Linked DNA regions of Mus musculus: region 2 is linked to region 1. The links are chromatin contacts, found by Hi-C or POLR2A ChIA-PET in ENCODE. All regions are on one chromosome and are shown on one strand. The core of a region is the stretch at or near the end of the contact, and the rest is flanking DNA. Distances in the headings are between cores, read along the strand shown. Region 1 holds the start of Zfp354c (zinc finger protein 354C). Region 2 holds the start of Zfp354b (zinc finger protein 354B).

The links. Hi-C counts contacts between places; a loop is a spot of excess contacts on that map. ChIA-PET counts read pairs that join two places held with the same protein, here RNA polymerase II (POLR2A).
Region 2: a loop to region 1 is called in a map of gastrocnemius, with 5 times the contacts of the local background. The contact joins the promoter of Zfp354b here to the promoter of Zfp354c in region 1. A Hi-C loop is called at or near these places in 10 of 37 maps with a recorded cell type or tissue (gastrocnemius, heart and left cerebral cortex). POLR2A ChIA-PET finds 5 or more read pairs at or near these places in 1 of 5 experiments (Patski).

What each region holds. Positions count from the first base shown.
Region 1 is chr11:50,823,181-50,830,201 of GRCm38, reverse strand. It overlaps Zfp354c (zinc finger protein 354C), which reads left to right and starts at 2,471. Exons shown (of 5, transcript NM_013922.4): 1 at 2,471-2,623; 2 at 3,692-3,776. The coding sequence starts at 3,744. It also overlaps a transcript of Zfp879 not described here.
Region 2 is chr11:50,928,583-50,934,613 of GRCm38, reverse strand. Zfp354b (zinc finger protein 354B) reads left to right here and starts at 2,979. Exons shown (of 5, transcript NM_013744.3): 1 at 2,979-3,109; 2 at 3,629-3,713; 3 at 5,111-5,237; 4 at 5,955-6,031. The coding sequence starts at 3,681.

The DNA.
Region 1 (7,021 bases), core at 1,222-3,721:
ACCCCCTCTCCCTCTATCCTTTCTCTCCTACCTAGTGTTGGGGGTTTGGAGGGGATAAGGGTGGGGAAGGTAAGAGAAAAAAAGAACGCACAAAGAAGCCAAAAGTCAGGTTATAGTACCACTCTTGCGAAAGGCCCTGGTTCAATTCCCAGCACTCATGTTGGGTGATTTCTAACTTGCTGTAACTTCAGCTCCAGGGCATGAAAGCTTTTGGCTTTCATGGACATCTAAACTCATATGAGAGTATACACACTTAAAAAAAAAGTTTTCTCCCACAACCAATGTTAATAGCTGCGGTTTTCTATTCCCATAATCTCAAATGGTTCGAAGGTATGTAGTACCTATTAAACAAAATAACAGCAGTAGTTTCCCTTACTGGGGACTAGGATCTCCCCAGCCACAGGTTTTGCCCTGGAAAATAGAAGTTTTCTCCAGTGAAACAGGCTTTAAATGAAAATGGACAATCCTGGCTGTACCCATACTATGTTCGTAGCTGAACAAGAATATTGGCATCGGCTCTACCCCAGGAGCCTGCACAGCTGCTTTTGAGCACTTTGACAATGAGCTAGCACATGGAGATATCTTCCAGCTCAGGCCAAGCCTGAATTCTCCATGCTCCTGCAACGAAAGAACGTGACATCTCCAGCAACAGGAACTCTCATTTAGTTCTGGAAACAAACAAAAACAACAACAAAACCAGAAACAATTGCTTTTGTAGGGTAAGAGGGCCTCTATGGCCAGTGATACTGATAGAGGCAACACATACCTGAAACTGGGATTTTTTTTTCACTCAACAGACTGTGGCTTCTGAGAGAGCCTCGGTTTAGCAATGAAGGGCTATTTAAACACCTTCACTGCTGAGTTTTTGTTGTTCTTTAGGCTGACTTCCCAGATCAGAAATATAAACTTGAGAGAGTTAAGGTTATGTTTTTCTTTTAAACAAACAAACAAAACAAAACAACGAAACCCTAGAGGTTAGAGGTAGGCAGGATCTCTGAAGGTCCATTGCTGTCCCAACCAAATGGAAATTGATTTTAGGATTCAGCAGCTAGCTGGATTTAAAAAAAAAAAATCAAAAGGCATTCAATCAATTACTTTTATTTTTTAATCCTCCTGCTTTCTGAAGCCATCCTGGGATGCACATCAAGGCCCATGTCACATTGTTTTCTGTGTATTGTATACAGTAAAAATAAACTACAATGTGTTTAGCAAATTGTATCTTATATCTTGGGTATCCTAGGTTTGGGGCTAATATCCACTTATCAGTGAGTACATATTGTGTGAGTTCCTTTATGAATGTGTTACCTCACTCAGGATGATGCCCTCCAGGTCCATCCATTTGGCTAGGAATTTCATAAATTCATTCTTTTTAATAGCTGAGTAGTACTCCATTGTGTAGATGTACCACATTTTCTGTATCCATTCCTCTGTTGAGGGGCATCTGGGTTCTTTCCAGCTTCTGGCTATTATAAATAAGGCTGCTATGAACATAGTGGAGCATGTGTCCTTCTTACCAGTTGGGGCGTGGACACTATGCCCCCCCTTAGAATTGGGAACAAAACACCCATGGAAGGAGTTACAAAGACAAAGTTTGGAGCTGAGATGAAAGGATGGACCATGTAGAGACTGCCATATCCAGGGATCCACCCCATAATCAGCATCCAAACGCTGACACCATTGCATATACTAGCAAGATTTTATCGAAAGGACCCAGATGTAGCTGTCTCTTGTGAGACTATGCCGGGGCCTAGCAAACACAGAAGTGGATGCTCACAGTCAGATAATGGATGGATCACAGGGCTCCCAATGGAGGAGCTAGAGAAAGTACCCAAGGAGCTAAAGGGATCTGCAACCCTATATGTGGAACAACATTATGAACTAACCAGTACCCCGGAGCTCTTGACTCTAGCTGCATATGTATCAAAAGATGGCCTAGTTGGCCATCACTGGAAAGAGAGGCCCATTGGACACGCAAACTTTATATGCCCCAGTACGGGGGAACGCCAGGGCCAAAAAGGGGGAGTGGGTGGGTAGGGGAGTGGGGGTGGGTGGGTATGGGGGACTTTTGGTATAGCATTGGAAATGTAAATGAGCTAAATACCTAATAAAAAATGTAAAAAAAATAAACTACAATGATTAGTGATGTGGGCTAGGGTTCTCCTAGAGTTTTGTTTTGTTTTACTTTTTTTGGTTTTAGTCTCGCTATGTAGTCCTGGCTGTCCACATGTAGTCAGTCAGGCTGGCCTGGTACCTATGGGTACCTCGCTCCTAAACCCTAAATTCCACTTTTGTCCTGTCACATCACTTCACCCTCCTAGCAAACAAGTCTGAGGGACTGACTGAGAGAGCAGGGACAGGCTTGCTGGATTTGCAGTGCAACACGACCCGACTCAGCTTTCAGAACGCGCCTGGCCCCGGTGCCTTCTGGGAGGTGTAGTCAGAAAAGACCTCAGGCATGCCGGGAGTAGTAGTTCTCTGGGGCTTCTCCCGGTGGCGGGGCTGCTCGCGGCGTTTTGGGGGGCTCCTGGTGGAGGTGATCCTGACTGTGCTAGGAGAGAGCGTCTGGGGCCGACATCCTCGAGACTGCTCGTGCTGAGAGTGGTGGGAGCGAGCGCCGGCGTCCGTGAGTGGGGTGAAGAGGGGCGACCGGGGCGTAGCGGGCGGTGGGCTTCCCGGCGAGCCCGGCGCGGCCTGGCGACTGCTCTGCGGCCTCAGGCTCGGGGATCTTTCTGCGGGTTTGGCCCTCCACGAAGCGTGGCTGGGACCAAACTGCGGATCCAGAGGCCTGTGCATCTTCTGTAGCATCTTAGCTATGCAGATCATAAAATCAACAGCCGATACCTAGCAGTCTAATCTAACTTAATGAATTAGCGCATCTAATAGCAAGTTACAGGCCCCTTGGCCCTTCATTGTGCCTATGGTGCAGAAGAAGAAACCAAGGCACATTGTGGCCCGAGAGTTCTCTGAGTCTTGATCGGAGCCTTAGACTGAAAGCAGAATTTCCTTCCCATTTGTGATGCTTGCTGTCTTGTCACTTTGGGCAGGCTGTGAACCTCCTGGCTGTCCACCTCAGCCACGTCGACAGCACAGCCCCACCTCTGCTGCACAGAGGACTGGTTCCAGGAATTCCCAAACAGCCAACACTTAAGTTCTTGCGGTAGACAGACACAGCATTTGCAGAGAGCTTGGACACATTATCCTTTGTACTTTAAATCAGTCCTGCCCAACCTTTTGACATTGCCACGAATCTTGTACAAGGTGCTAAAGGGTCTGTAGGTGGGTGTGGAGGGATCAGTGTAAGAAAGAAGAAGAGTGATTAATATACAGAAGGGATGTAGTTTTGGCAGGTTGGCTTTGTCAGTGTTCCTGTCATTTGGTACCATTATGGGTGGGTTTTAAAACTTAATTTATTTTCATGTGTGTATGTTTGTGTCTGTTTGTGTGTCTGTGCCCATGAGCACACAGTACCTAAGGAAGCCAGAGAGGATGTTGGATCCCCTGTAGTTACAAGTAGCTGTGGATAGCCCAATGTGGGTGCTGATAATCAAACTTCTTTGCGAACAAGGGAAGTGCTTTTAATCACACAGCCACTTCTCCAGACCCCTTTGTGGGTGGCTTTACCCTCCTGGCTCCAAGCCTTCCCTTTGTACCAGAATTCCTTACTACACCTTTTTTTTTTTTTTCTTCCCAGGCATATTTGGTCAGCACTCGGCTCTCCTTTGGCAGAAAAACTAAGAAGGGAAATGGCTGTGGATTTGCTGGCTGCCCGAGGCACAGTAAGTGAAGCTTGTCTTTGCATAAATTGCTTTCTGACTCAGATGTGGATGTGTTTCCATTTTCTGCCCCTGCCAATTTTTTCCCTTGCAAAATTAGCATTTAACAGGGGTATGCAAACTCCAGTTTGAAGCTGACCTGCAAAGAAAAGATACAAAAGCCTCCCTCCTCACACTTATCAAAGGATTCTGCCAGGCCCAGCACAGATGATAGCCACCACCTCATAAGACCTCCCAGGTGCTTTCTTTTTTTATACAGGGAGTCCTTCAGATGGAGTGCCTACCCCATTGTGTTAGCCAAAGACAGAGCTGTGAAGGTCTCCCTACCATTGGATCTCTCCTCTGGCTCAATCCCAGAATTCTCTCTTCTCCCTCATGTCCCATTTCCTAATTTCCTGCCTAAACCAAAGGCTTATTTATTATTTATTTTTTAAATTATTTCTATTTTTTATTTTATGTTATTTATTATATTATATTTTATTTATTATTATTATTATTTATTATCAACAGGTACCACATCCATACAGACATAAAACATAATTTAAAATATCTTCTGTGGCCTTCAGTTGCCAGGGAAATTTGGCCCTTTCTTTTGGGTTCTTAACTTCATTAATAAAAGAACCTAGACATGTACTCAGAAGCTTGAAGAAAATGTTATTAGAGGCTGAGAAAAATAACAGTTCAGGCAAGCAGTAAGTCTTGGCAGCTGCCAGGAGGAGTGAGATAGGAACAAGAAAGGCAGGTTCAGCAACGGAGATCAGCAGGCTCCTGATGGGCAAACTGTACATGTTAGGCCTGGTTCTTCCTCCCAGACCCATGCTCTCAGAAGTAAGACTGAGACTCAAAATATAGTTACACATACCTTGGCCATGTAGCTAGGCTCTGCTCTGAATAGATCATAACTAAAATAACCCAATTATTTTAACCTACGTTCTGCCACCTGGCTGGTTACCTGTGCTCAGGTACCATGTGTCTGTCTCCTCACATCTTTCCAAGTGGATCTCTCACCTGGCACTGTCCCAGAACTCTCTCCTCCCAGATGTTACACTTCCTATGTCCTGCCTAAGCCATAAGCCGTCAGATTTATTATTGACAGGTACTACATCCCACAGCAGACAGTTGTGTGGTGGGGGAAGTAGCTTTTGAGAATGGGTGAGAAACCCCAGAATGCCAAGGAAACCATGTTTAGGATTTTGGCCAAAAAGAAAAAAAGATAAATAAAAAGAAAAGTTACAGTTTTTGGAATAACTGAAAGTTGGGCAAGCTCCAAGGTGGCACTGCCCAAAGGCTTCTGGGAAGGCCGAGCACATTATTTCATTAAGGGATAATCACTCCTCCTTGTCTTTAGCCTGTCTTCAAGTGAACCAGAGTTTGGCGGTGAGAAGGTGGATAGAGGCAAACTCTGGCCAGGTGATTGACAGGCCCAGCTTAATTACCTCTTTAATTCTTTTGGAAAAACAATTATTTTTTTTATGTGTATGGATGTTTTGCCTGCATGTATGTCTGTGCACCATGTTGCCAGTTGCCCGTGAAGGCCAGAAGAGTTTGCCATATTCCCCTGGAACTGGAGTTATATATGGTTGTGAGACACTGTAGGTGCTGCGAATTGAAACTGGATCCTCTGAAAGAGCAGCCAGTGCTCTTTACCACTGAACCATCTCCCCAGCTCCTGGATTAACTTTTAAGGGAAGGACACAGTAGTTTGTAAAGTTCAGGCTGGCTTAGACTTGTCCCAGGGCTAGAAGTGGAGCGTGCATTCTCTTCACCAGAAGAAGGAATCTATTAATGAGCCTTAGTAAGGCCAGAGTATTCCCCCTTTTTCGTTGGATAGTTTAAATCCTGAGGAGGGGCAGAGTTGATGTTTGCCTTTGTAGTTTTACCAGAGGGATGGGAGGTGGGGCTTAAAGCCAGCGGAGCAGGATGGTTCTCTTGTTGTGTCAGGAACAGTTTGTGAACCCCAAAAGACCACCAAGGAGCCGTTTCCAGTGTAATAACATTAGGGTCTCTTTATTACAAGCTTGGGCTTGGACTATCCTCCCACCCAACTCTGACACAGCAGGACAGGAAGGGAAGGCAGAGCAGACTCGAACCCTCAGTGGGACAAGGTTTTATAGGAAATGGAAGTAAGTGAGGGAGGGTTTATCCTGACAAGTATATAACAGAATGTCCATTGTAAGCCGACAGGTGGGTGATCCGAAGCAAGACCGTATACATTCATGAACAGTGTGAAAGTACATCTGAAACAATCAGGCTAATCTTTGATTAACTGTTGCTGCTAGGAAGTAGCCAGGGAGTAACTCTGGCCAACGACAAGCCTCTGGGTCCTTCCTGGTATGTGGGTACAGCTTGAGTTCTGCTATAGTTAAGGGTTTATTTATTTGTTTTGTTTTGTTTTGTTTTTTTAAAAAGGAGGCCGGTCCCAAGATGGAGTAGGTTTGGCCTCTCGCTAATGCTGTTAATCCTTGTAACTCTGCCTGTTTCTCCCATAAGGTTAGTGCTACAGTAGTGACAAACACCAGCAGAATGCAGTGCGTAGCAGTTCCAGCTCAGGCCTGGGCTACTCTCTGTCCAAAGTGGGGATACTTCACGTAAGCTTTCTCATCCCAAGGTGGACAGTGGACAGATAGTCTTCATTTTAGGCAAGGCAAGTTATGGAAGAGTTTGTAATTGTAGTGTAGCTATTTCCTTCTGAACTGTAAGCACAAATAAACTCTTTCTTCTAGAAGTCACCTTGGTCGTGGTGTCTTATCACAGCATAGAAAATAAGACACCACTTCATAGGGTTACGGGAGGGAGCTCTTCTTGGTTGGGAAATAATGATAGCACATTATCCAAAGAGTATGTGAGGTGAGAGGTAATACCGCCATCTTGAAAAAGGGCAGTTTGCTGCATCTTCCAATTAAAAGTGCATGGTAACTTGGACCCAACTGCTCAGTCTATCTCAAGTGGTTCTCCACCTTCCTAGTGCTGTGACCTTTGATACAGTTCCTCATGTTGTGCTGACCCCCAGCCATAGAATTTCTTCATTGCTGCTTCATAACTGTAATGTTGCTGCTGTTATGAATTGTAATGTAAATACCTGGTATGCAGGTATCTCATATGTGATCCCCAACGTGGTCACAGCCCACAGGGTGAGAACCACTGGTCTATCTCAGAACTACAGGGATGCCTCTGCCAGAGAATGCTAGGAGAATGATCACTATGTAGTGTTTGTGACAACGTAAAAAGATGAATACTCATCTGCAGAG
Region 2 (6,031 bases), core at 1,730-4,229, 100 kb before region 1:
CTGTCAATCGGCCTGAGTCCGTGGAAACAGCAAGATGCCGCCAGAACATCACCAAAAGTCTTTTGGTGTGCTTTTCTCTATGTTGTCATTATAAATGGAGCTCAGCTATGCAGTGTAAGGTGAACCAATATTTGTGTGTGGTTAGTGAAGAATCTTTCATCAGGTATCTTTTTACATGTTTGCTTTAGTAAAACTTCCTTTCCTTTTTTTTGTTCGTTTTTTTTGTTTGTTTGTTTGTTTTTTTTGTGTTTTTTTTTCGAGACAGGGTTTCTCTGTATAGCCCTGGCTATCCTGGAACTCACTTTGTAGACCAGGCTGGCCTTGAACTCAGAAATCCACCTGTCTCTGCCTCCCGAGTGCTGGGATTAAAGGTGTGTGCCACCATGCCCGGCGTAAAACTTCCTTTCACCTGTGTCCACTTTAGTGAAACATTCCTTCATGCATCTGTTTTAGCAAAACATTCTTTTACTTGTATCTGCTTCAGGAAAATACCTTTTTTTTAAAGATTTATTTATTGATTATATGTAAGTACACTGTAGCTGTCTTTAGACACTCCAGAAGAGGGAGTCAGATCTCGTTACGGATGGTTGTGAGCCACCATGTGGTTGCTGGGATTTGAACTCTGGACCTTCGGAAGAGCAGTCGGGTGCTCTTACTCACTGAGCCATCTCACCAACCCAGGAAAATACCTTTTGACATAGCTGACTTTTTAAAGAAAGCAGAAGTTGCCGGGCAGTGGTGGTGCACGCCTTTAATCCCAGCACTTGGGAGGCAGAGGCAGGTGGATTTCTGAGTTCGAGGCCAGCCTGGTCTACAGAGTGAGTTCCAGGACAGCCAGGGCTACAACAGAGAACCCTGTCTCGAAAAAAAAAAGAAAAAAAGAAAAAGAAAAGAAAGAAAAAAAGAAAAGAAACCTGGATGACAGAGTTCAGAGGGCACATCTGGAGGATTACCAGAACTCAGAAGAAAACTGGGAGAATATTGGAGAATCGAAGGCAATTAAAATAATAATAGGGAGAACTCAAGAGTCAGTGATGAGAAGACCCCAGGAATTAGTCTTAGTGATGAGAAGACCCCAGGAATTAGTCTTGTGATGAGAAGACCCCATGAATTAGTCTTAGTGATGAGAAGACCCCAGGAATTAGTCTTGAGCAACACCAGCATTTTATAAGCCGAGAAAGGGGCTCATCAGGAAGACAGTTCTGCCGCAGGAGAATTAGGAAATTCCTGTCACTGTAATGAATGCTTACAGTATTGGGTTAACGGTAGCTACAGAGAGTAGGAGCTAAGACTACTCATTCACGCCAGTGCCATGAGACCAAAACAAGAACAAGTATCTCAGAAGGTAATGGGAGGCAGAAACAGAAACTACACCTTGCAGAACTGTGAGTTCTGTTTGCAGTTAAGACAGTCAAGAAGTTCCTGGTTGTCCTGTGTTAAGTCTTTACAGGGCAAGGCTTCTCATAGTTATTAAGAAGTTTATGTTTGTCTTGTGTTAAATCCTAGTTAGTAAGTTTCTGTTTGTCCCTAGTTAAGTCCTTGTTAAATAATGTTTCTATTTGTAATTAAGAGTAACTTTGTGTTTCTTAGATCTGATGTGAACTGCTTGCAATTCCATTCAATATGTATCCTTGCCTCTGTTCCTCCCTTTTTCATTGTATCCTTTTAACTCTGGCCCCTGTGAACACCTTATCCTGTAAGAGATAAGGCTCAGCAATGGCCTGGGTGACGGGGGAGGGGTGGTGGTACCCTCCCCCACCCTGTCCCTTACCATCTGAGGTAGCACCTGGAGGGCATGAGAGTAGGAGAGCCGGTCCTGCCCTGTCACTGACTGCAGCACTCTGGAGAGCAGGCCCTACAGCTCATCTGGGCAACTCAGTGAAGATGCCCTGATGACAAAGGTGCTGGTGAGCTGACCCAAAGGCATGGGAGTAGGAGAGGTGATTCTGCCTTCTGCTGACTGTGGCATTGGGTGGCCTTGCTGAACAGTACTGGAGAGTTTACCCTGGTGATTCAGATAAGGGGCAGCCATTGAGCTCATCAACTCAGCTGCCACCCAGGCCCAGATCCAGGGCTCTGGTTGTCCCTTCCTAAAATCTGTATCATGTGTGAATTGTTGGGGCACATGAAAGGGCCAGTCCTGCCGATCCAAAGCTGTTACAGGATCTTTAACACACAGGGTGACAACAGGATAATTGGGAGGAGTCTCAGTGAGGGTCCAATATTGATGGTGTCATAGAAGCCAGAGATCTTGAACCAGATCAATGACTCATTACAACAAACATTTGCAAATGAAGATATGTGGACAGAGGGATGTACTGTATTGTGTGTCACACTGGCATACTATGGCTTCCACAATCATATTTTCTATGCTTTGGAGTGTGTGTGTGTGTGTGTGTGTGTGTGTGTGTGTGTGTTGTACATTGTACTCAGACCAGAGGTTAATATCAGGCGTCTTCATCTATCATTTTCCATTCATTCATTCATTCATTCATGTATTCATTTATTCATTCATTTTTATTTTAAATCCCAGAGTGCCAGGTTTCAGCTAGCCTTTCTTTTGCATTTTCCTGTAACACCCTCTGAGTCTAAATCAATATATAATTATTTCCACAGCTCACTGTCTACACTTTATCCTACTAAAAACCACTGCTTACCAAGTGAGGTCCCTTTTGTTCTTTGATTTATTTCAAAAGGCTTACAACATGATGTTAATACGTAACTGCCAGTCTGTTTCTGGCCGCTGTGGGCTGGCCTTACCCCATCCACACAAATGGAATTAAAATGCATACCACATCTAAGACTTCACAGAGCTAGTGACCCGGGGCCTTTTGGGAGTTTGGGGAGGGGGGGCTCTCCACCGCAGCTGCGCACCAAAGCGGTCAACTTTATATCCCAGAATCCTTGAGTCCCGAGGTAAACTACATTTCCCAGAGGCCTCTGCATCAGCTATCCTCATTATTCCCCCCTCCAGCCCCGCCCCCTGTGAGATCTATCAGGCCGCCGGGTGTCTGTGGCTCGATTCTCTGCCCTGATCTAGCTCCCCAGTCTGAGTCTCCAAGCGTGGCAGCTGCGAGCCTTCATGAGGCGTGGCGGGAGCAGGGGGGAGGTGAGCGGCCAGGCTGGAGGACACGGAGGCCTGTGGCGACTTCAGCGTGGGCCGCCATGAGTCACTGGTCCCCTTTCTGGAGTTTTCTCTGGGGATGTGGAAATTGATCCCTTGACAGCAGCAGAGCAGTTGGGTGGGCTGCACGTGGAGTGGGCCCGTGGTCAGATCTAAACGGGTGAAAAACGTTTGTGTTCCCACTGTGGCTGCACTCTGGCCTCAGTGCACTCTGATCTGAAGGGGGTTGGCACTGCCAACTGAGCTGGGGTGAACAGCATAGGGTGATGCCTGACTCGCGGAGGCATAGTGAGTCTCCTCGGTGACATGGAGTCCAGTGTCGCCTGAGTCTTGTTTCTGAAAATCTAGAGACCAGAAGAGTGGTGACCTGTCAATTCTCTGCCGCCCGCCCCCAGCTCCCGCTTTCCGTTCTGGAAGCAGAAGCGCCAGGCTCAGCTGGTGGAACGCATTCGGAGATGCGGCTTCTGAGGGGTGCGAAGCAATCTTTCTTTCTTCTTCCCTCAGATCGCATTTTTGGACACTGTACCCATCTTTGAGAAAAGCCCAGAAAGTGAGCATGGCTCCAGAGCAAAGGGAAGGGAAGTCTCAGGTGAGCGCATTGCCGTCTCAGTTCATGGCAGGAGTATTTTATATGGTTTTGGTTTTCCTTCCAGACTGAGGCTCTCCGCCCAGTAGACCCTTCACCAGGACTTGGTGCTCTTGGAGGAGCTGGTTGTCTAGGAAGCACACTGCACGCTCGCTCACAGTATATTGCGTTGCTGTTAGCTGATCCCGGTCTGTTGTGCTTACTACATTGACAGCGACATGCAGATGTCCGTTATCACTAGGGACACAGCTGGCGGAAGTCCTTTCTGGTCTGCTTCCCTCATGTTTATTTTTCTCAGCCCTCACCTGGATTGCCCATCTATTTCTTTTTGCCCTTAAGAATGCTTGCGGCGCTCCTCCATCCCGTGGTTCCCCTCCTATACTCTGTAGATCCTAGGTTTGGATTGTACCATTCTTGTGAAAACAACTACTCTTGACCTGCCATTTGGAGGAGCGGGAATATAGAGCTGCCCCCATCGAGGTGAGCTGCTGCGTGGACAGGGGAAAGCCATACTGCAGGGGACACAGTGTCAGGAGCCTCACTCTGAGAGCAAGGAGACGACTTATCAAGAAGCCATGAAGAGGGTTTCCTGGGATATTTGACAGAAAATTAGAAAGCACAGTGGGAGGCTCAAGACCGTTGATTTTTACCCTACCCCCTCTGTTACCATCTGTGGGCCTTAAATCAGTAAGTCTAACTTCTGTGTCTCAGTTCCCTTACCAATAAAATAAAAATAACAGCATCCCCTTGTAGGATTCTTGTTCTGGAGTGAGGACCGAAGCAGGAGATGGTGTGTGGGTCTTACCAGACCAGCTACACAGCTTTTTTTTTTTTTTTTTTTTTTACATTGTTGAAATGATTTCTACACATGCCTGTGTGCTGATTAGATCGGAAAGTCTTTAAGGCAAAGATTATCGTTTGTATTCTCTCCATAGTAAGTTATTTTTCCTACAGGCACTGCATGCATGTGAAAACGCAGAGTAAGGAATCTTGCTGGACATGGTGGTGCAGGGTTTTAATCCCAGTACCAGGGAGGCAGAGGCAGGTAGATCTCTGTGAGGTTGGGGCTAGTCTGGTCCACCATACCAAGTTCCAGGCCACTCAGAGCTTCATAGATTGTCTCAAAAACCAAGAACCCAAGAGACCTTTTGCCAGAAGAACTTCTAATTACCATGATGTACTTGCGCTATTGGCCATAATCCCTGTACAGAAAGCCAGGATCTGACTCACTGCTGTTGTTTGCGTGTCTGTCACCGGTTGAATTGATGACTAAATGGTAGATGACCTAGCCTCTTCAGAACCCTCAGTGACATCATTTCACGATGGCCTGTCCACCTTCCACACTGTCACCTCCCTCGTGCTGTATGAGGCTGCTGAGATGGAACGGCTTTCCCTCACAGGTGTCGGTGACGTTTGAAGACGTGGCCGTGCTCTTTACCCGGGATGAGTGGAAGAAGCTGGTTCCCTCTCAGAGAAGCCTGTACCGTGAGGTGATGCTGGAGAACTACAGCAACCTGGCCTCGCTGGGTAAGAGAGTGCCCTGTGGGCAGAGACTCACAATCGAGACCTCAGTGCCTTCTTCCCCGAATGAAGACTGTGGTCATTAAAACACTCTAGCTGAGGTTTGCTGTCCGGCTGCACAAACCAGATCTCTAGTAAACATTGAAACTTTTTTTCCACTTCCAGGTGTCTAAATGCCCCAAATAGGAGAACATAGGGGGTTGATACTCATACTGTTCCCCGCTGTCTGCAACTTGACAGTAGAAATTCCTCCAGTGTTGACGCAGCAGTATTCATGTTACATTTATTCTGTGTTGCCTGTAAACAAAGTCTTCCCTCAGCCCCCCTCTCCTGTTTCCTGCCTTTCCCACTTCTTTTTCCAGTCAAATGCTGTGCACACTATTCTAGAAAAGAAATCAAATGGTTTCTTCACTTTAAACAGTCTTCTTGACACGTAATCCTCTTCACAGTTACTGTCTGTATTTATTCTATCTGCACACCCGACAGCCCTTTTCTAGAATGCTAAAGCTGCCCGTTTATAGAATTTCCATAATGTGCAATTAGTTCTCCCAGTTCTCTCCTGTGAGCCACTTGGCCTCTGCCTGACACATCCTGTCACGTGACAATGAACAGCTTAAGTACCCAGTAGAAGTGTAGCTGGGTTCCCCCGCGCATCTAATGCTTGTCCACTTTAAAACAAGACCAAGTCTTTTTAGTGTTATTGCTACTTTTGTTTGCGATTAGGATTCCCATTTACCAAACCAAAGATGATCTCCGTGTTGCAACAAGGAGAAGAACCCTGGAAATCAGAGAAAGAAAGT